2 separate regions of the Homo sapiens genome follow, and region 1 is linked to region 2. The links are chromatin loops, found by intact Hi-C in ENCODE. Cell type or tissue: chondrocyte. All regions are shown on one strand. Links, peaks and the distances in the headings refer to the core of each region. The heading gives the core; the rest is flanking DNA.

Region 1 (11,833 bases), core at 2,473-10,472, 460 kb after region 2:
TATGGAGATGTATCCCCACGTAAGTCGAGGAGCATCTGTATGTGGCAGCCAGGGCCTCTGGGAGAGGCTTCCCCTGCATAGTTGCATGGGAACTGTTTGAGGCAGTACCTAAGCAAGTGCCTGGGGGCCAGGGATGTGGGGATCAAAGTTCAATATTTAGGTTTGGGGAGGAGGGTTGACAAGAATTAATCAAAATGTTTATGCCCAACTGAGCAGGCTGGGTATGTAGATGAGAGACCAGTAGAATAGCACATAGAATGCTCTTAATAAATGTCGGATGGATAGCTGGATGGGTCAATGGATGGATGGATAAATGGATGGACAGATGGATGGGTGAATGGATGGATGGATGGAACCAAGCAAGGCAGAATCATACAAGAAACTGAGGCAGGCAAGCAGTCATGTGTGGTGGTCATGTAGATGGGTGGGGAAGTGGTGGAGCCTGCAGCTCTGTGTGTGTGTGTGTGTGTGTGTGTGTATGTGTGTGTGTCGATTCATGTGCATGCCCAGGAGGTTAGACCAGGCTGACGCCAGCAGCTCTCACTCTCCAGATCCTCTTATTGGTGGGGACAGAGCTCCAGATACATTATCAGACTTCATTGGAATGGGTCAGGCATTGATCGAAGGTTTTCTGGAAGTTCAGCTGGGTGGGACTAGGGATAGTATGGACTGTCATTTAATTTCCTAAATGGTCATTATGAGGATGTTCCTTGTTTTGCAATACATTGGAACTTCTCTAAACTAAATATGTTATCACATTGGTGAGGTTCGTGGCATTTAAAATATTAGTTTCCCTTTAATTTAATCACATTTTCCATAGTCGTCTAAAAGATGTTGATTCCTTTTAGTTCATTTAGGGCTGTGTTTTATATCCATTCTCTGTTCCTATTATTTCCTACTTTATTCCCTCCGTTCTCCTACCATACCACCCTTACACACCCACATGTATATACACACTCACATCTACTCACATGCTCTATACAACCCCCCACACACTCACTTGTACAGATATACCTACACTTCTACCCAAACACATCCCTACATACACACATATGTGTGTACATACACATACAAATGTGCACACACACACTGTTGTGGTCATCTGTTACTTAGTCTGAAGTATTTAGGGACCCCATTATCAGTAGAACTCACAGACTCTACAGAATTTTTTCTTTCAGAAATGATGCATTTTTTGTTGTGATTTGGCCCTTTTCTCTATTACTTCCTGAAAGGACTTGAGGCATTTAGTGTTCTTTTAAAAGAAATGATCAGCCTTTTGGAGGATTGATTTTGGGCCTCATGCACATCTGGGGAATCTGACACCATCATCTGCACGGGGCTTTTGGCACATTGTTGTATGTACTTTGATTCTTAAAGTAGCTTCCAGCTTTCCCTGGGTGCTGGTGTAGCATGAATTATTAAAGTCCACAGGGATCTCTAAATCCCATTTTAGGCATTAGTTCCATACCCCTTCTAAATCTTTGGAGGGGAGCTGATAACATGCAGCCAAACTACTACTGCTGTAATTTGCTCTCAACCTCTTTCCCTGCCTTTGCTGTCTCTGTGGTAGAGACTTTCTCAAGAAGTAACATGAGAAGGGTTAAGTAGAAACAAGTAGCCTGGAGATTTTAGAACTGGGTGAAACCCAGGCATGTAAGTGGCTCGGATTCAGGCAGTTTTCTGCTTTAGCTTTGGAACGGCAGAAGCACCACTGGCCTTGCCTCATTGTGAGTGTGTTTGGATGAATATTAGTTTTTTGGTCCAACATATTATTTATAAAGCCACACAAGCTACTTCTGGAACCATGTAGAATAGTATGAAGTTTTCCTTCAGTTAGATGAGCAGGAGGACAGGCTTTGAATATACATATGTATGCATATGTCTATCTAGATAGACATATAAATATGAATAATAATTTGCTTCCTGAAGAAAATTTAGAAAAGATAGAAAAGTTTTAAAAGAATAAAAAATAACTTGTGACACCATTTTTCACAGAGAACAATTGCTGATATTGTGGTATGTATGTAATCTTTTATCAAATGTAAGTATGTATATATATATTTTTTAAGCTGGGATCATAATGTTGATACAATTATAACCTAAAGTTTTAAAATTAACTGTATTTTGGCCATTTCCCTTGTCATGAAATATTCTTCAAAATGGTATTTTTAATAGTTGCATAATATCCTATCCTATGGCTATATGGTAATTTATGTGATTAATCTATTTCTGGACTTGTGGGTTGTTTTAAATAACTTTTACTAATATTCTATAGTGAATATTGTTATAAATATATACTCTTGCTCATCTCTGATTATTTCCTTAGGCTACATTTCTTGCTCGGTAATTACTGTCTCAAAGGGCATAAGCTCTTGGTCTACATGGCTAAATTGCTTTCTAGAAAGATTATACAATTTATATTCTCATGAGCAAAGTCTGAAAGTACTTCCAATTTTTGCTCCTTGATTAGGGTTGAATATAATTTATTTTGAAATTTTTGCCATTTTATACTGAAAAAAATCTCAGTTTTATTATTAGCAACATTCCTAATGTGGAGTTAGATTTGATATTTTCATCAGGGATCTTATCAGAGAATTGCATGTGGATTGGGGCACTCCTTAAAACAGATGTGGAGAGCTTAAGAAAGCTGAGAAAAGTGAAATTGAAGCCATGATGGGTCAAGAGCTCTGCAGCGTGTCTGCATGTCCTCCAGAGTCCTATCAAAACCACAGACCTTAATGCTATTTTCTGAATTAGGAGGAGCTCAACCTTCTGTGCTCTAGGAAAAACCTCATTCAGCAACTTTCACCAGCAATTATTTATTTTATTGAATGTCCTTTTTACTTAATACTTGATAGATTAAAAAGTGGAAAAAATGCTGCATCTCCTTGACCAGCATGTAAATATCTCCTCACTCCTGCACTCTTACTATTCTCCATCTGGAGGGAAGTGTTCAGGAAGAGGTTGTCGTGAGGAGATTTGGGTTTCAGGAAAGGGCTGGAACGAATTACCTTGGCCTGTTTTTGTATTTGGAGATCTGTGAATTAATATTTTTTAGCTTCGAGGAGACAAGGCAAAGGGGGTGTTTTCATTACAGTATTCAAGTATTTTAGGAACTTTTCTGAAGAGGATATATGCTCAGTGTCCTCCATGCCTGCATGACAGATGCTAAAAGGAGCAACCAAGGGTGTAGTCAGCGCCTAGCATGGATCTGGAACAGGGAGGTGCTGAGTAAATACCTGTAGAGCAAATGAGTGTGTTTGGATGTTGGCCTATGTTTTCCAAGTTATTGCTGGTTCGTGACCAAGGGCTGGCAGGTGCTGCTGCGAGACATTGGCATGCTTCTCTCTCACCCACATTCCTGCCTTGTATGATTGGCAGCTGGGAGAACCTTACTTCTGGATTCTGGGTTTGGTTGACAATGTTTTCAGCATCAAGTTGTACAGAATGTTTTGATTATTAGAGAAATTAGAGGAATACAGGAATATAAAATACATCACTTTATTTGAAGAGCAGGGAGGGCATTTCCATTTGAGAAACTTTAACAGAAAGGTTCTTTATTCTATCTGGGATTATCTTCTGGGTAGGGGGGCATTCGGCTTTCTGATAAATATCCTCTCAAGTTGTCTGAGAATATCACTTTGTTTCTTACCAATTGATTTTATTGGATTTTTAAATTTGAAAAGTAATACATGATGGTTACAGTAAGTTGAATTACAAAGGTATAGTTTAAAAAGTTTATGGCCTTCTCCTCATCCATGTCCAATATTATTTCCACAGAATAATCAATATTAAGGATTTAATGTAAATCCTTTTGTGCCTTTTTCATGTACAGATTTGCATAGCATATCTAGGTGTTTCAGTTTGTTTGTTTTCACTGTTTTTAAACTAAATGGAATTATACTATACACATTATCTATAACTTGTTTTTTTCACTTAACAGAATATCATATCATTTTAACAGCTTCACAATATTCTATAGCATAGATGCACCTTAATTTATTTCATCAATACCTATTGATGGAGATTCAGGCTGTTTTCATCATTTACTTCTCTTTTTTTGCTTAAAAAAGCTTCATTTGATATCCATGTACATATATCTTTACATACCACTGCTTTTATTATAGTTGAATAGAGTACTAAAAGTGAAATCCTGGGCCAAGAGATATGCACATTTAAATTTTTGATAGATAACATCAGATTACTTTCCAAAACAGGTTATAGCAATGTATGCCTCTGCCAGCCATGTAGTACAATGCCTGACCCTCCACATCCTCATCAGCATTGGATGTTATCAGACTTTTTTTTTTTTACCAGTCAAGTAGATGAAACTGTTATCCGATTGTTGAGTACACTTTGAAGAAATGCAGTTTTTCTATTATTTTGCAAACTTATGTCTTCTGTATAGGCTTTTTTTTTTTTTGAGATAGAGGCTCACTCTTATCTCCCAGGCTGGAGTGCAGTGGCAGGATCTCGGCTCACTGCAGCCTCTGCCTCCCTGGTTCAAGTGATTCTCCTGCGTCAGCCTCCCAAGTAGCTGGGACCACAGGCGCCTGCTACCACAACCGGCTACTTTTTGCATTTTTTAGTAGAGATGGGGTTTCGCCATGTTGGCCAGGCTGGTATCGAACTCCTGGCCTCAGGTGATCCGCCCACTTCAGCCTTCCAGAGTGCTGAGATTACAGGCATGAGCCAGTGTGCCCGGCCTGTATAGGCATTTATATTAACACAGGCTTATCACACACACACACACACACACACACACACACACACACACAGACACTCCACACAACCTGTTTCTGCTGCCAACTTTTTCTGTTCTTTTGTCCAGTAGCATGTTAAGTGGCTCAGCTGATGGTGAATCTAGCCACAGAAAGGGATAGGCAAAGCCAGAAAAAGATAAAACCCAACTATAGATGTCCACTCTCTGTTTCACTCTTTATCATGGGCAGGAATTGAGGAGTGTGTGGGCTCCCAGCTCTTGCTCATCAAAGCAAACCCTTTCTCAACTACATGTTGGAATGATCACTTCTTTTATGATAGCTCATTGCCATTAAGGGGTGGCACCTGTCTCCTCATAAGTCTTGAGACCTCAAGAATAATTACAGAAAAATATTCCATGACAGGTAGTGCAATACTATTAATTCCCAGGCCATGCTGTCAGCTCATCAGTAGAGAGTTGAGTGGAGGTGAAGGGCATGAGGACTAACGAGGTTAATATGAATTCAACAGGTGAGTGAAGCACTTTACATGCCTGGCACACAGTCAGGACTATGTAACTGTCTGCTATTATGATTATTACTTTTTATTATTGCATACTGAAGTGGTATTAATGTCACATGATCACAGAGCAGACACCTCTTCTGGAGAAAGGTGAAGAAACAAGCCTGTAGAAAGAAAGGCCATCAATGAAGTGATATTCATAGATCCTGTGGATCTTGTGAATAGATTCTGATTTTCTGTAGGAAAAGCTAGTAAGGAATGGATTTGATTGAGTCAAACAGGGCTGTCCCCAGGTCCTACTGTGAAGTGACTGTATTTCATCTTTGATGTCTCTTTACCTCCCCAATTAGATATTTTTTTTTTCTCTTGCTGCTGCCCTCACATCTTTATTCAATTCTTGGTCCCCTGGGATTGGCAGCAATACCTGGTGAGGCGTTTCATGACTGTCCCCATAAGGGAGAAAGTAAGTGAAGGTTTTCCATGCTGCATCTCCTCAAAAGGAGCAATGGTGTTGACTTCTCAGTTTCTGGCTCCTGAGCATGTGCACAGATATCTTCTAGAAGAGAATAGATTTTTACATAGTGGGGGTTGAGCTGTTATAATTTGAGAAGACTGGAAATGGTGACCTGGAGCCAGTACATGTCCATGGGATCCATGAAGCAGGGGGATTTGCTTTGTTATGTTTTGCAGGGGATGTAAGTAAAACAGCAATCAAGTTTTGAAAAATTTTAACATGAGAAAATGTTTACAATAATGTTACAGGAGATAATATGTAATAATAATGGCAATAGGTAAATAGAAAAAATACTGAAAGAAGTTACACCAAAATGTTAATTGTGATTATCTTGGATCGATGAAATCATGGGTACTTTTTGTTTTCTTCTTTATGTATTTGTACAGTTTGTCTATACAGACTAATTCTAATTTTCCAAAATGAGAATATGTTATTTTCCTTAACAGAAAAATAAGATAGAGTAGTGACAGACTATAATCAACAGAACCATTAATATGGAAACAACCTAAACGACCTGTGATAGGGGATTCATAAAGACAAACTGAAGCTATGGTACAGCCATATAACATAGTGTGCACTTATCACTGTGATCAGAGTGTGACATTCAAAGATTTTTATTATACGTTGTTAAGTGGAAAAACATAGGATAGGAAAAAGAATATATAGTAAATCCTATATAGCACATGTAAATATATGTAAATGTATATGTAAATATGTACCTTTCTGGAAGAACATAAATGAAAATGTTATGGGGAATGCGATTATTGGTAATGCTTTTATTTTTTGCTTATCTGTTTTTTCTAATTTTCTGCACTAAAACATGGATTGTTTACACAATAAGTGAATGTTTATATAACTCAAATCCAAAGACATTCTTAGAGTAATAATGTCCTATAAGAGATAGTAGCAAATCATATATTTATAAGCAATGTTGCCATCTGCTGGATCACAGGGAGAAACTCACCCTCTTTCTTTTTCATTTGGAATTAGGAAATGAAGGCCAGGTAGAGTGGCATGTTTCAGACAAATGCCTAGACAGTAATAGTGACTTAACACAAGAGTTCTTTTGATTCACATAAAAAAGAAGTAATCTAGTGACCGAGTGGGACCCGGATCCTGAGTACCGCTGTTCAATTTCATGTAAAAATTTAAAAATATCTTATACTAAGTGTGTTTGCAGGCACACTTATCCATAAAGACAATTCTGAGTTATCCATTTTATGGATTTTTTGGGGGGAAAGGTTTATGTCCTAACATAACTTTTTTCAGCTGCTTGGCATGGTACTCAGCCCACAGCAACACTGCGAAAATTTGTGGAGTAAATGATTACTTCTGGCTGACTTAATGCAACCAACAGTTTGACGTATTTTTATGGAATATAAATTAATTTATATATGAACCAATCACAGCATTAGCTCTCTTGATATGTAAACATAAAATAATAAAATGCTTCCTAAAGCCAAATGATGGTAGTTTATCTGCCATTTTGGATAAACTACCTTGCCACTTCTCATCATCATCGGACTCACTTCTTCATTTCATTCAGCACACTCACTGAATGTAACTTTTCTCACTCACCGTTTTTATTATGTGCATAAAAACCTAAATATTTTCACAGTATCTCTATGGAAAAATACTGTTAATGTTTACCTTCCCCGTTATTCCAGTTTCCCAGAAAGCCTAGTGGCTGGATGTCATAGTTTGGGCCGCTGTTGCAAAATGCCATAAACTTGTTTGCTGGTAAACAAGAGGAATGTATTTCTCACAGTTGTGGAGTCTGGAAAAGTCTGGGAAATGCAGGATCATGGTGGGAAATGCAGGATCACGACTCTGGCCCATTCAGGATCTGGCGAGGGCCTGCCTGGGGGAGGGACCACTTCCTGCTTCCTGGACACAGTGCTGTCTTGCTGTGTCCTCACATGGTAAAAGGGGGAAGGCAGCTCTCTCAGGCCTCTGTTATGAGGTACTAGTACCACGAATGAGGGCTTGGGCCTCATGAACGAACCACCTCTTAAAGGCCCCACCTCCTTAGACCATCACATTGGGAGTCAGGATTTCAACATTGGAGTTTTGGGGCAACACAGACCATAGAAGTGGTAGACTGCTGCCTTTGAGAACTAATCCTTGCTTTCCTTACCACACTGCAGGTGAGCTGATCAACCTTGCCATGTACTGTGAGAGGATAAGGAGGAAATTTTGGCCAGAGTGGCACCACGATGATGACAATACCATCTATGAGTCTGAGGAGAGCAGCGAAGGCAGCAAAACCCACACCCCGCTGCTGGATTTTAGCTTTTACTCAAGGACAGAGACCTTTGAAGATGAGGGAGCAGAAAACAGTTTTTCCAGAACCCCAGACACAGATTTTACTGGACACTCACTCTTTGATTCGGATGTGGACATGGATGACTATACAGACCACGAACAGTGCAAGTGACGTCCAGCCTCACTGACCCTCTTCCTTGGGACCTGCCACTCCCTGGGTCGGTCCATTTTCCCAGGTAGCAATCCATCCGAGCTGGGAGGAGATCTTCGTGCTTGGCAGAGTTTTCACATGCTAACTGGACTATAGCAGCCTTATTTCTTTTTTGTACAAACAAAACACAGAACCATTCAGATGACTCCATTGAAAACAAACAGGCAAAAAATAATGTCAGCATGGTTCCTGAAATCCATTTTTGTTTTCATTAGAAAACTATTAATAATATTGTGTGGTAGAGCAGGTGTAAGAGCTGGTTGTCAGCTGATAGTTTTTATGATGATCCTCTTCAACCCTGAGGTCTTAATTGTGAGATGGATTCTTGAACCTCCTTCCTCCACCAGGATTTGAAGTAATGAGAGATATCATCAGAAAAATGTTTTACGGTGGCTGCTTGTACTTTATGTGTGTATATTGTATGTTGAGACATAAGTCAAATAAAATCCACAGATATTAAACGAACACCTACTATGTGCAAAGCACTGTGCTAGGTGCTAATCAGTATACATTTTATTCTAAGCCCTGCCAGTGACTAGCTGTGTGATTTTGAGCAAATCTCTTATTAACTATTGGGTGCCTCATTTCTCCCACCTGTAAAGTGGGGATGACAATACTCTCCACCTACCTACCTCACAGGGGTGTTGTGGGGATTCATGTGGTAACATTCGTACGGCGCTTTAAACCTCTTAGAAGTGGTGCGACATAAACACAGCATTTTATTCTTTATTGCACTTCATGCATGTGAAGATTTGAGGGCAAAGGAATTCCATATCCAGGCAACCACCACCACAGTCACCTGCAAAAGCTGAGCAGATGAAATACACACAAAGGTACACTTAGGACTTTGTCATGATTCCTTTCTGTAATCTTGGCTGAATCAAAATCTTTTGTTCAAAGAACATTGGAAATGTTTTTACAAATTATCGACAGCTACAAACAGTCTTCAATTCTACCATGTATTTGCAGAAAAGTGGTTCTTTCATTGCCTGAACTCACCCTGGCATGTTCTGTGTTGACTCCAGAGTGTTACGTTGCCTATGTTTGATTTATTTGAGAAGAATAAATCTCAGGTATATGGCAGGTTTCATAGAGTTGAAGGGAAAGTATTTCATTGATTTTTATAAGCAGAAGCCTGCCAACTTGTAATGTCTTTTTGAAAACAAACCTTGCAAAGATGTATTGAAAAGATGAAGTAGCAAGAGGATACTTGTATCAAAGCACTCTGTGCAGTGTTAGACTATATGCAGTTTTATTAATGCAACTTTTCTGGTGTTTTCAGCCACTGCCCAGTGAGAGGAGAGCAATGCTGAGAACAAGTCTTAATGTTTTTGCTGTCTCATCCCCGTTCTCTCTCTCTTTCCCTATAGTATTCGATGAACTGTTGGCTTACCCATATTTGTGAAGGCACCCTATTTCTAAAGATGAAGTTGTTGTTGTTGTTGTTGTTTTGACTTAGGACATTTTCCAGGGAAATATGGGGCAGAGATCCTGGGTGATGGCTGTGAGATTTGGGCTAGGAGAGCCAAGATTTACAATTGCAAACAAAACTGCTTTGCTTCTGACCAACATAAGGATTGCTCATTATGGGGTTAAAGAGGCACTTCTTAAAATACAGCAACTTCTGAGAAATCCATGCACTTTACTTGAAAAAAAAAAAACCTCTTTTTGAATATAGCATTTGCAAAACAATCTTAAAAGACTGCTGTAGATTCACAAAGAGGTAAAGGGAGGAGAGTTTTTCAGACTGCTTACCACTTAAGCAATTGTGTAGGGCATATGTAACTGGGAATACGTGCTGAGATACCCTAAGTTAGAAATTCTTATTCCATGGGAAACTTAGTTGTTAATATCTTATTAAAACCATTCTTATTTAAAGGGACTGTTTGATGCCTAATAAGAATGTGGTGGAGAAGATATGAATGGATAAGCCTGTTTGAGGCTGCAGCATCATTTGGGAGGACTGTTTGCCTCCCCTCTCTCTAGCAAGTGTGTTTTAAGGCCAACTGGTGGCATTTCTGTGTGACTAGGGAGACTCCTGGACTGAAAATATGAATATAATGAACAGGTGGACTGCAGACCTGTCTCCACAAAGCATGGGTTGTCCTTTTCCCACCACATTTTAGTAGAAAAGAAATGTATTTGAATTTTTTTCTATGAACAATCTATCTTACTGTACAGTACCAAGTGTGATGTATTTTCTCTCAAAGGATGATTAAGTTATGAGAATGTAGATTAATATATGTTTTTAATTTTATATTACTTGGAATACAAGTATGTGGAGAACCAACTTTGAAAATGAAGTTGTAAAATAAGTCATTCCATCCAGGTACCTCTTACAGGGGCATGAATGGACATTGCTATCTGGAGTCTTGGGCAATTGCCTGACAGCATATAACTGGGCATCAACATTTTGTAGGTGTTAATTTGATTTAGAGCCCTAGAATATGCCCCTGCTTTACTTTCCCAAGGCGGGTTATGCAAACAAAATAACCAAGACAAAGTCACCATAGTGTGAGTCTTTATCCGGAAGGATTTAATTTTATGTGCTTCATTCTTAAGCTACCCAGATTTGAAATGTTCTCCAATTTCATGAACAGGTGCTAATTATAGGAAAAAACTATAAGAAGTTAAGGGACATTTTGGTCATCTGGCTTCTTGTTCAAGTTCTGTGTTTCCTTTTTGCTGGAAGGTAACTTGAAGTATGTGATCTTTAATGTTAACAGATGCTTTTGGTTGGACAACAGACCCATAGGCTATTCGTTCTTTTTTTCCTGTCATTGTAAAAGTAAATCAAGCTCTTGCATCCACCTCTCTTTGCCCATCTGTACCCCCACTCAACAAGATTAATGAGCAGAATCATTGAGCTTTACTCTCCATCAGAACAGATATAAGGACAATCTATATTTATGCAATGATGAACTATATTGTCAGCATTTACCAATTTGTTGTTGTTACATAATGAATTGTAGAAAGTGACACTACCAAGGCTGTGGGCTACCCAGGAGACTAATCACGGACCTGGAACAACTTGGACTTGAATCAGACTGCAGTCTACTCCTCAAGTGAGCCCTGCCCATGTATACTGTGGTGTTAGGGTATATTTTTGTGAAATAGCTAAGGTTCAAGGAACAGACATACTAAGGATTTTGGCCTTGTGGGTCTTGCTTAGATTTGTTTGAGAGATAATGTAGAGTCATAGAAATGTATAGCTGTGCTAAAAATTAGCTGTAGAAAGCACCTTATTGGCTCAGTGTCACATACATACTTATTTGAAGGGCAGGACCAAAAACTGAGGTCAATATGGTTCTTTCCATTACACCACGTTGCCCTTGATGGTTTCTTTCTATTATACCACCTTGCCCTTGATGGTTCTTTCCATTATACCACTGTGGCTTTGTTGTCTTATAAAATGCATGTTACCTGAGAAGTCACCCTGTGTTCAGACAACCAGCACATCTCCAGCCATTCCCTGGTTGGAATCCTACTTCGCTTTTGTCCATGTCCTGTCAGCCTGGTCAAGACCAATACAAGAGACCTCTCATCAGTGCAGGGTATTGCTAGACTCTGAAGAATAGCAAGATGGATTCCCAAATCACCAAGACTCCTCATACTTCCTT
Region 2 (11,833 bases), core at 2,004-10,003:
AGAATTAAAATTGTACAGTGGCTCTGGTATATTAAATTCCATCTCTAGGCTCTGCCAGTATTCAGTACCAGGCTATTCAAAACATTAGCTCAGTGAGAAATTGTTCTGGATAGTCACTCCCTCCTCATTGCTACCTGGGGTCCCAATTCACTGCTCCACCATGGCAGTTCTCACCAGGTATACTGATTGCCTTCTAGTCTGTCCCCTCTGTGGACTGTGTTCCCAGACAGCAAGGATTGTAGCTCATATATTGCTCTAGCCCCAGCCCCCAGCTCTTAATAAGTGTGTTTGATTAAATCAAATAAACACACAAAAAGCGTGATATTCAACCATTCTCAAATCCAGCTGTACAGTAGAATTACCTGAAGATCTTTAAAAACATTTATCCTCAGAAAACTTAAATCAGAATCTCTGGAGGTGAGAAGCTCTGGGATATGTATTGTTTAAAAATCTTCCCAGGCACCAGAAGCTGGGAAGAAGGGAATGAGGAGTGATTTTTAATGGGTATAGAGCTTCAGTTCTGCAACATGAAAAAGTCCTGGAGATCTGCTTTCCAACTATGTAAATATACTTCACGCTACTGAATAACACAGTTAAAAATACTTGAAAATACTTGAGATAATAAACTTAATGATACTTTTTTTTTTTTTTTTTAGACAGAGTCTCGCTCTGTCGCCCAGGCTGGAATGCAGTGGTGTGATCTCAGCTCACTGCAGCCTCCACCTCCTGGGTTCAAGTGATTCTCCTGCCTCAGCCTCCTGAGTAGCTGGGCTTATAGGTGCACACCACCACGCCCAGCTAGTTTTTGTATTTTTAGTAGAGATGGGGTTTCACCATGTTGGTCAAGCTGGCCTCGAACTCCTGACCCGCCCACTTCAGCCTCCCAAACTGCATACCAAAAACTACTTGTTCCTTAAAAAAGAAAAAAGAAAAAGAAAAGGAATCCAAGGCTAAATATGTTTCAGAAAATCTAAATGTCTTACCCAGAATAAAAATGCTCATTAGAAAATTTAAAACTTTAAGAAATCCCACAATTCAGAAATCTATTTAACTTATTTGTTTCCAAAACTTATTTGATTATATCATTATGAAAGAACCCTTCTCCCTCAAACTGGTTTTTATTCTTGAAAATGAATTATAGCATGGAGCAATGCCTCTCAACCTTTTGATGTCCACAGCACACTTTTGAGTACTAGAATCCCTAACAGTAGGCTTGAAAGGGAAAAATGACTCAAAGGAGCAGTAAACAAGACAGCAATGATTACAAACCATCACCAATGCAACATAACAATATTTACAATGTCTAAACATGCATGCATTCACAGTTACTGCATCGTATTATTTTATCCCCCTGAAATGCTGTTGTTTTGTGATGGAGCTACATACTTCCCTAATCTCTCTCTCCCATATGTTCTCCAGGCAGTTCTCACATTTCCTAGTGAACACTGGCACTGGTCTAACACTAAATCATGTCTCTTACCTTTACTCACATGATGTTGCATACCATGCGAGATCCTGTTTAACGTAGATATAAAAATGAAAACCTACTTTAATGCTTTATATAGACATTTTATTCCCTTTGAATACAGAAAGGATACACATTTTGCAAATTTTCATCTAATTTATTTTTCATAAATTAGATGAAAACTACAGGGCAGAATGATACTATTATAAAATCTGGGCACTGCTAAACTCTGTGGTGTATTTGAGAGGCACATAATTGGGTTCCTTTAATCCAGGCGGCAACCCATTATATTCTTTCTTTCACAGTGAATTGCATGTCAGAATAGCCACCGGGGGAAAAAAAAAAGGCATCATGATAACCCTGTTTTTCTCAAACTGTTATTTTGAAACCTGCTTGATAGTGCAGTCAACTCTGCAGTGTGGTTATTTAGTAAAGGTGAAATTATAACACTACAACATTAAAGATTCCTGACTTGCACTTTCATTGACTAGTATCAGGAAAATCAATCTAAAAACATTTAAATCACTTGAAATGTGTAACTGCCCACCCCAACTCCATCATAAGGAATGATGATATTCATAACATAATATTAAATATAGAACATTTATATTAGGTAATTTTAATTATAAATGATGTTATGAAGCCTGATTGAGAATAAAATTTGGCTACAGTTCTCCTTTTTGTTCCACAACTAGATTAATAAATGGGTTTTAGTATTTTTACTGGGTTAAAGAGTCAAGCTAGAAAAAAGAAAGAGAGAAAAGAAGAGTTTGTATAACCACATGCACAAAAAGAAATCTTGGAATAATTATTTTAACTAATGTGACTATTAAATGGAATTTTGTTTTACTTATTTGAAACACATCAACTGAGGTTGATATATTTTGGTCTTAGTGCTGTTTATGGTTATAATGTTGACATCTTCCTCTTAAAATGTTAGGCAAATCATAGGTAATCAATTAAAATACAATTTATACAACTGATGGGTTGAAAAAAGATAGACAATGTCAGAAAACAAAATCATAGTTCATTTCATTGCTATGAGAAAACTAAAAACTCAGTTGCTTTATAAAATGAGCTTGAGCCTAGTTGTAAATTTTGTAAGCCTTTTCTCATTAAAAAATATATATATATAGTATTAAAAGTTCCACTTACTGAAGGCTCTCGGGCCTTCCGATCTTAACATGTACGAGATGCCTACTGAGGAGTTTGGTTGCATAGGAATCTTGACTACAGAGACCTTGCAGAATCTGGCGCTTTTATTTTCACCTGTTAAAAAAATATGAAAGTCAAGCTGTTCTCTTAAGCAATGGGTTTGATCTTCTTAAGCTGTATTGCTATATAAAACAATATTAAACTGTATTGTCTCTTTGCATGTGAGTCCAAAAGGAAGAACAATGATAATTTTCCTCAGAAGACTTTTATCTCCTCCCCCAACACACATACACACAAACAGATAAGTAGAAATTTTAAAAGGAAAAGAATAGTAGTGAATTTGTAAACTATTTCTTAAACACACTCATTCACTTGCATTGTAGACGTTACTCTAGTGAAATAGATCTAACTGACTGAGATAAATGTAAAGAGATGTATCTTCATCATTATCTTATTCAAGGGCATTTTTCTTACAGCATAGCACAAATTAAAGCTTCTATACAATAGCCGTAACTAATTTCATATACCTAATTCCAAAGTTCATCATCCAATAAGAGAAAAAATATTTTTCTGTTTTAAGGTAGCACACATTTCTCTCTCAAAAGGGTCAACAATTTCTGGCTCCAGATACTAAGACATCCTCTGGCTTGCTCCCCAAAAGGCCATGTCATTCTTATACAACTTAATCAGTGGCTACACAGAGGAGAGCAACACTGCAATCTTTCTGATCATTTTAATGAGGACCCCTGGCTATTCAGTCATTGAAATATAATTGACTTGCTCTCCTCTTATTTTCATAATAGACACTCCAACCTAGACCACGTTTATTTGGCTATAAGAAATGTCAGGAAGAATTGGAACTTTTCTGAGTGTCCCCATTAAAACTGAAAACATGCCACCCTGTCTTTTACATGAGCTGCAATCATTTTGTGTTGGTCTCATTATGCAATACAACATGCAAATATTCCAGTCGCCTTCTCACCAAACTGCAAGGCCAAGAAAATAAGCACACCAAAAAAGTCTTACTTTATCTGTCCTTTTTTCTTACAATTTAATATATTTGTCCAATGTTTAGAAAAATTAGCAGCAGAAATAAGTATAAGTGTTCCTGTCGTAACTGATATTTAATAAGGTTGCAAAGTGAGACTGATGCCTTTCTACTTAATGATTACTCTATTTTCATAAAATGCAAAACTTTTCTCCATGAAATTACATAGTCTACTTAAGGATCAACTAAACATTATTTACAAAGTTATTATGTTTATACTGAGAGGTTTAGGTTTTCAAAAGTGATGTGCAAAATAAATTACTGTAATCTTTGAAACAACGTGAGCCCCACAAATTATTTTATAATTTGGAGTTTTCAAACTTACATTAGTTTAAACTTGAACAACCAAAAACTTTGATAATAAGGAACTTTAATCACAGTATAAATTTAAAAGCTAGTCCACCATGGAAAAATTATTTTCATAAATCCCTATAAAGTAGGCTAAGCACCTTCTCATCAGATATTTTTTTCTTAACACAGAATATTCAGATTAGAAATGTCATTCATCATAATCATAATCATAATCATTCCATTCATTTCTATGTCAATTAAGATAAATTTATATTTGCTTTTGACAAAAGTGTTGGAGGAAAGGGATTCCTGTACTGTTAACATACTTTCGGAGGGAAGTTTAGCAATATTTAGCAATTTTAATGGACATTCCCTTTGACTCAGCAATTCCACTTTCATGAATATGTCCTCTAGTTGAACAATAGCATATATATTCATATATCTATACACACACACACACACAAACACACATATACACGGTTGACCCTTGAACAACTCAGGTTTGAACTGCACAAGTCAACCTATACTGGAATTTTCTTCTACCTCTGCCACCACAAGACAGCAAGACCAACAGTTCTTTCTCCTCCTTCTCTTCCTCCTCAGCCTACTCAACATGAAGAAAATAAGGATGAAGACCTTTATGCTGATCCACTTCCACTTAATGAATAGTAAACATATTTTCTCATCTCTATGATTTTCTTAATATTTTCTTTTCACTAGTTTATTGTGAGAGTACAGTAGATGATACCTACAACATGCAAAATATGTGTTAATGACAGTTTCTGTTATCAGCAAAGCTTCCAGTCAACAGTAGGCCATTAGTTAAGTTTTTGGGAAGTCAAAAGGTATACATGAATTTTCTACTGCATAGGGACCCGGGGTTGGGGACGATGATCAGCATTCCTAACTCCCACATTGTTCAAGGGTCAACTGTACACACAGATTTTTGTACATGGAAATACATTTACTCAGATGTTTGTTACACCATAGCTTATATTTGGAGATAAAAAACACCAGAAGTAAACCAAATATCCCAGAGGAAGGCTGACTAGATATGTGATGACTTATTCATCTTCATATAATTAAATACTATATGTCCAATAAGTGAGGTAAATATAGATATTACTACTGGCATAGATATTGCTAAGCGAAAGACAATGTTGCAAAAGTATATAGAATGTAGTCTTTTTTTCTAAGATAATATACAGGTTAACGTATGCATTTAAAAATTTAGAGAAATATACAGCAAATTGTTAACAGTGATTATCTCTACAGTATTAAAGTAGGGAGTCACTCTATATTGAACATTTATGATTCGTTTATGCATTCAGCTAAATATTTTTACTATTTATCCATTTATTTATTTATTTATTTTTGAGATGGAGTCTCACTCTGTCGCCCTGGCTGGAGTGCAGTGGCGCGATCTCAGCTCACTGCAACCTCCGCCTCCCGGGTTCATCAGCTAATATTTATTTAGCACATACAATGTGCCAAGTGATCTTCAAGGTGTCAGGAAACCTAGGGAGCAAAACAAAGTCATCAGTGTGTGATCCTTTTAAAATCAGAAAAAACAATACAATTCCTGGGATTTCAGCTATTTTAAGGAAATAAAGAAGTGAGAACCATTCATCCCATTACCCCTGTTAAGACTCTTTACCCCTTTTTTCTTGTCCAGAACTTTTTTGATGTTAACCTAATCACAGCCAGATTTTTTTTTTCTGAGACAAAGTCTCATTCTGTCGCCCAAGGTTGAATGGAGTGCAATGGTACCATCACCACTCCCTGCAACCTTGGCCTCCCAGGCTCAAGCGATCCTCCCACCTCAGCCTCCTTAGTAGCTGGAACTAAAGGCATGCACCACCACACCCGGCTAATTTCTGTATCTTTTGTAGAGATGAGGTTTCACTATTTTTCCCAGGCTGGTCTTGGCTCAAGTGATCCCCTGGCCTCGGCCTCCCAAAGTTTTGGGACTACAGGTTTGAGCCACCACACCTGAAGATCTTAATATAAGCTATCATTAAAGCAATCTCTATTAGGTCTAAATGTCTTATGAAAAAGATTGTATTATACTTTATTATCTATAAAACTTAAATACTTTTGTTACTATATATCTGAACCTGCAATTATGTAAGAGTAATGAAGTACATTTGTGATTTCATTACATATACTTTGACAGTAATAAGATAATTATGTATACGTAAATATGACTATGTAACCATACACATGAATATTTTCACAAAGCTTAAATAATAACTATAATTGTTTTTACTCATGAACCACAAGATAATATTAAGCTTATGGATCTGTAATATTTCAATATCTTATTCAACTTACTACTAACATATATTAGAAGATTTTCAGATTGATACTAATATTGTAAGAGTATAGTAAATTTTATTAAAACGTATATGTTTCTTATACAATATGTAAATGCTAATATTAATTCATATGCTTCAATTTTTTTAAAATCTAGTATGTATTCTCTCAAAAATGTCCTAATATGAGGGTTTTTTTTCCTTTTTTCCCTTTAAATTAACAAAAAGTATTTAAAGAATTATTCACAAAATGTCTTTGACTTCAATGAAAACTCATACTTATTAAAGGTAAAATTTTTAGAAAGTACTTAGGGTTCTTATTCATAATGTTCTGAACAAATTATAACTAACTCCACTAGGATGGACAAACAGACAGATACAAAATATGTAAGGGGGAAAAAAGCCAACAAATAAATTCTAAATACTTACAAAGCAACGTTGTAATGTAATAGCCGTGGTCCCCTGACAGTGAGACTAATCACTGTGAAAGGACATCTATTCAGAAAGTGTATTCATTTGCATCATACATGAATTGCCTAGCCCTAAACTCCCCAACGCTAAAGTACTTGTGCTACAGCTGGCTGTAATTTACACAAATTTCACTAGATGGCAGTGTGGGTCGAGTAGCCAAATGTTTACAAGTCATGTCTTCAAATTTGATACCAGACTAAGAACATTACACAACTGGACTCCTTGTTATCATCAAAAATAGATTGTGGCTGGGCACGGTGGCTCACGCCTATAATTCTAGCACCTTGGGAGGCTGAGCTTGAGCTCAGGAGCCAGATACCAGCCTGGGCAACATGGTGACACTCTGTATTAAAAAATAATAATAAAATAAAAAGTGTTTTATGAATAAAAGACACATCACATAAAAGCATAATAAAAAGACAATGTGAAGGAGCAAGATTTTAAACAAAAAACACTCTGAGCACATTTGCTCTGCTGTTTATCTCTCCTAGTATCTCAAGCTTGAGGGTGCTTAGGACACACACCTGAGAAACTTGTTTAGAATTCACATTTCCAGTCCCTGCTCCCACCCTTGAGATTCTTAATGAGAATGTCTGCAACAGAACAGAGCTCAATTTTCAAGAAATATCTAAGGTTGTTCTAATACAGCAGGATCATGAGAAACACTGCTCTAAAGCATGAATCCCCAAAGAAGTGGCACATTTGTATCATCAGCTCCAATCCAGTCACTCCTGTGACCACAATACCCAGCCCATCCCTTCCTGCATTCTCCACATATCTGAAATATTGTATTCGAATGTCAGCACATTAAAGATATCAAAGCAAGAGTGGAAACTGTTTCTAGCCTTGGCAACAGCTCAAAGACTCATCCCTTCAAAAATAACTTTAGAGGAATTTATTGCCAAGCAGAAGCCCCTGGACTGCAATGAATTTACTATTTGCATCGACTATGATAAACTTAACGATTTTTAAAGAAGTTTGTCAAACCATTCACTCCTGAAGCAAAAAGAGCTGTACCAACCACCTTTTGTCATCTATCCACCATTCTGACTCTTGAATTGGACTTCTAAAAATTGTCCTATGTATTTCTTGCATTTCTCTACTTTTTGTCCACACAAAGCCATCCCTTCCCACTTGCCTCCTGGACCATAATTCTCCTGCACCCTACGCAGCATCCACCTGCTCTGTCTTTGTTCATGACCTATCGAATCTCGCCTCCATCTTGGCTTCTCCCATAAAGACCTAACATCTCAGGCCAGGCACAGTGGCTCATGCCTGTAATCTCAGCACTTTGGGAGGCCAAGACAGAAGGATCGCTTGAGCCCAGGAGCTCGAGACCAGCCTGGGCAATATAGGAAGATCCTATCTCTTCAAAAAATAAAATTAGCTGGGCATGGTGGCATGTGCTACTCAGGAGGCTGAGGTGGGAGGATTTGTTTCAACCTGGGAGGTCGAGGCTGCAGTGAACCCTGTGATCACGCCACGGCATGCCAGCCTGGATGACAAAGCAAGACCTGCCTCAAAAAAAAAAAAAAAAAGAGAGAGAGAGAGACCTAACATCTCACATTTTCCCACTTAAGAATCTGGCATTAGTGGCTGTCATCTGTAATAATTACCAATTCGTGTCTAATCTTGAAAGAATACTGTGAGTGGCAGATTTAAAGAATAAAGAATCTTTAAGTCAATGCTATGTAATAGTGTTACTTGAAAACTGAGCTCTGTTCTGTTGGAGACCTTCTGATTAAGAACCTCAAGGGTGGGACCAGGGACCAGAAATGTGAATTCTAAACAAGCACTAATTACTAAGTAATTTAGTGTTTAATTACTAATAGAAGTGCCCACAAGTATTTCACCAATTAATGTAGTTTTTATTGACTGTGGGTAATTCATCTCTACTGTGTTTCAGTTATTTTCATCCACTCCTAGAGTTTTTATAAGGAGTAACTACTAAATTTTATCATATTTGAAGTAACTTGAAATAATTAGATGGTTTCTCTCCTTTAATTCATTAGTATGGATATTTCTATTGCTAGATTTCTAATCTTGAACCATTCTTTGATTCCTGAAATAAACTCTATGAAGTGATTTTTCTTTTACTATCCTGCTGGATTAGGTTGGTAGTAACCTTTTCTTCAATGACTTTGCATTTATGTAATTTTTGTCATCTTATAATTCTAGATTAGTTTCATCTAGGAGTTAACTGATCTTTACAAGTTGGCTAGTCCTTAGTAGTAAAACTATCTGGGCTTGGTGCCTTTGTAATGATAGATCTTTACTTTTCTGATCTCTTCTACAGTGATTGGTCCATCATGATTTTATATTTTGTGGGGAATCAATACTAGTGTTTTCCTAGGAAATAATTCATTTTCTCTAGTTTTTCAAAATCATTGTCTTAGGGTCATATATAATGTTTCCTTGTAAATCTATCTTTCCAATTGTGGTTGTATCTATAATTTTTGATGTTTGTCTACAGAGAGTTTTCAAGCTCCAGGACACTCTCTTCCCCTTCCAGTCTACTTTTGGGTAAGCTGATAAACTCCCTCTTTTGGTACTGGTGGGATGTTCAAACAACGCAAGCCCCAACCCACATGTGGGAACCTTCACCTCAGCCCTAACCTTTAACCACAATAAACCACAAACCAGTCTCCTTTCCCTGCACTCTCAAGCCATTTTTGGACCTGCCTAAGAGCCTGCCCTAATCTTCCAAAAAGCTTCATTATATGAGCAATAAATCTTTACGTGCTCTCTTGATGCATGTGTGATGTCATCATTCTTGACATCCAAAGAGGCAGAGGGAAGGCAGGTGTCCATCCCACCTCTGGAGGGTAACATTAATTGGTGCTGTGAGCAGTGTGTCTGAGTAATGACCACTACCATAAGGGTGTCTTTCTTCTCTTGCTTTAGCTTGCTAACTGGCTGTGCTGCTTCATCTTGCATTTGCTGAGTCCTACAGAGTCTGTTCTAGATTCAACCAATCTAAGTCAGAAATTTCTATAATTGGCATTTGGGGACAGAGCATGGGACTAGGGCCCTCATTAGAGTGGCCCTGGGTCATACGTCTTGGCTTCACTTATATGTACATCTCAGTTTAAATACTCTGACTTGATTCCAGCATAAGCCATGACTGACATTAGACTCTGGAAAACAACTATTACCCTATGACCTTTGGTTGTGTGTCTCAACCCACTGTTGTCTCCTACTCTATAGAGGCTTCCAGGAAAAGACCAATTACCTGTGCAATATATGGGTCCACTGCATCTTCACTGTGTGGAGAAAGAGCAGTCATCATGAGGCATGCTGAGGTCACACTTTCAAAAATGGCTGGCTCACCAGGACCCTACAAAATGTCTTTATGCTACTACTGCCTATGCCTTTATTGTTAAAATGATCCTGATCCTCATGGTTACAGGAAAATCACCCGTGGTACCCATGGCACAGTCATAGAGTTCATTCAAACCCAACTTAATCCAGGGGCCTTAATCCAAAAATGCAACCACATCCATGGGCAGCCCCTAATCCTGAGAAAACTAATTTGATACTCTGAAAGAAGAAACTTATACAGTAAATATAAGCAGGGAGAGGGGATCCACCTCTCCCACCAAAATATATCCAGTAATAAAAGAGAGAGAGAGAGAGAAAGGGACGGAGGGAGACACAAGTGGGAGAAACAAAAACCTGAAACAAAGGTCCACAATTAGAACCACTACAATTAATTTGGTCCCAATTGGGAATACAAAATGTATTAAAAGAATTTATACAACAAGAAAATAAAAGGAGACTGACTGGCTTTTGCGCCTCATAATATAGGTTCTGAATTAACTTTAATATCTGCTGAGATGCACCAAGTGGCAAAACTTCATGGTCTTAATCAACACTGGAGCTCAAATTACAGTTTTACCTGGGGATCCCATGAATTTAAACAAGATTATCTTCTATAATCTTAGGGGAGTCACTGAACATAAACTAGAAGACAAACAGGTATGCCTCACCTTAACCTAAATTCCACATAGTCATAGCCCCCATTGCTATAAAATATCCCATGATGGGCATGGAAACTCTGACCCAATGAGTAATAAATTAAAATTTAATTAAGTCTTTTGGCACTTATGAAATGCTTGATAAAAAGGGGGCCCATGAACCTCCCCACTATCTCTGGTTAAAAGTTACTAGGGCCCAGTATAAATTAAAACAGGGCCTTCAAAGATTGAAACCCATTATTCAAGACCTATTTAGAGAAGATGTGACTATCCCCACTGCTTCTCCATTTCTCAATAATACAACAACCCAATTTGGCCTATTCTTACAACTGGGGAAAGAACAAAAGGCATCTCATGGTGAATTATCACAACCTTATTGCCAAGGCATCACCCATTAAGGTCTTTATACTCAATAGTGTTGGAATTACTGACACCACGCAGTAAGCAAATAGTAGATACTTCACATCCACAGATTTGGCTAATATGTTCTGCTCAGTGCCTATTTCACCAGACTCACAGCCGTGGCTTGCTTTTTCCTACCCAGGAACACAATACACCTGTTCTAGGCCATCCATGAGGTAGTGCCATGGCTCTACCATTGCACACAGTATTTGCAGGCAAGAACTCAACTGCAGCCAACTTTCTCAGTACATAGGTATGGCATGACACGGATGGCGTCCTCTACTGAAAACATTCATTGGTTACACGCATTCAGGACAAAAAATACATAGAACTTCACAAAACAGAGATGGAATATTGTCCCACACATAGTACAAGGCTGCACCATCTCAGTTAAATTCTTGAAATTATTTGGTAAGCTGAGGGCTTGGATCTGGCTCTGACATCACGTGCCAGGCTCTTCCTTTGAGGGGATGCTCTTCCCACCCTTCCCGGGCTCTAATTCCCATGCCAGGCTGCCCCTGCCCCACACCTATAATGCCTTCCTTGCTGTGCTCCACATAAAAGGTTTAGTACTGAATTTTTCATAAAAAGAAAGAAGAAGTAGAGGAAAAGCTATGTGTTAACTTTCAAATGAAATAATTTTTAAGTTGTGTATAAAGAAAAAATAAGCCTTATTTCCTTAAAGTTTAATTTATTTTTCCACTTGAAA

What was found. A loop is a pair of places that touch in the nucleus more often than their neighbours do. Peaks named below come from ENCODE experiments on the same cell type or tissue, not always from the same donor. Only the 100,000 strongest peaks of a DNase experiment are listed, where the experiment ranks them.
Region 1: it touches region 2 in a loop (2.9-fold over the local background); 3 of 110 quality-filtered maps call a loop at or near these places.

Annotation. Positions count from the first base shown.
Region 1 is chr6:99,277,505-99,289,337 of GRCh38, reverse strand. FAXC (failed axon connections homolog, metaxin like GST domain containing) reads left to right here. Exons shown (of 6, transcript NM_032511.4): 6 at 7,885-11,833. The coding sequence ends at 8,174. Among named protein-coding and RNA genes, the nearest start is that of FAXC, 66 kb to the left of the region's middle. In chondrocyte, for the core only: CTCF peaks have their summits at 6,469 and 6,672 (motif pointing left); no DNase peak of the experiment used is centred there.
Region 2 is chr6:99,741,524-99,753,356 of GRCh38, reverse strand. No RefSeq gene overlaps it. Among named protein-coding and RNA genes, the nearest start is that of PRDM13, 140 kb to the right of the region's middle. In chondrocyte, for the core only: CTCF peaks have their summits at 6,669 and 6,880 (motif pointing right); no DNase peak of the experiment used is centred there.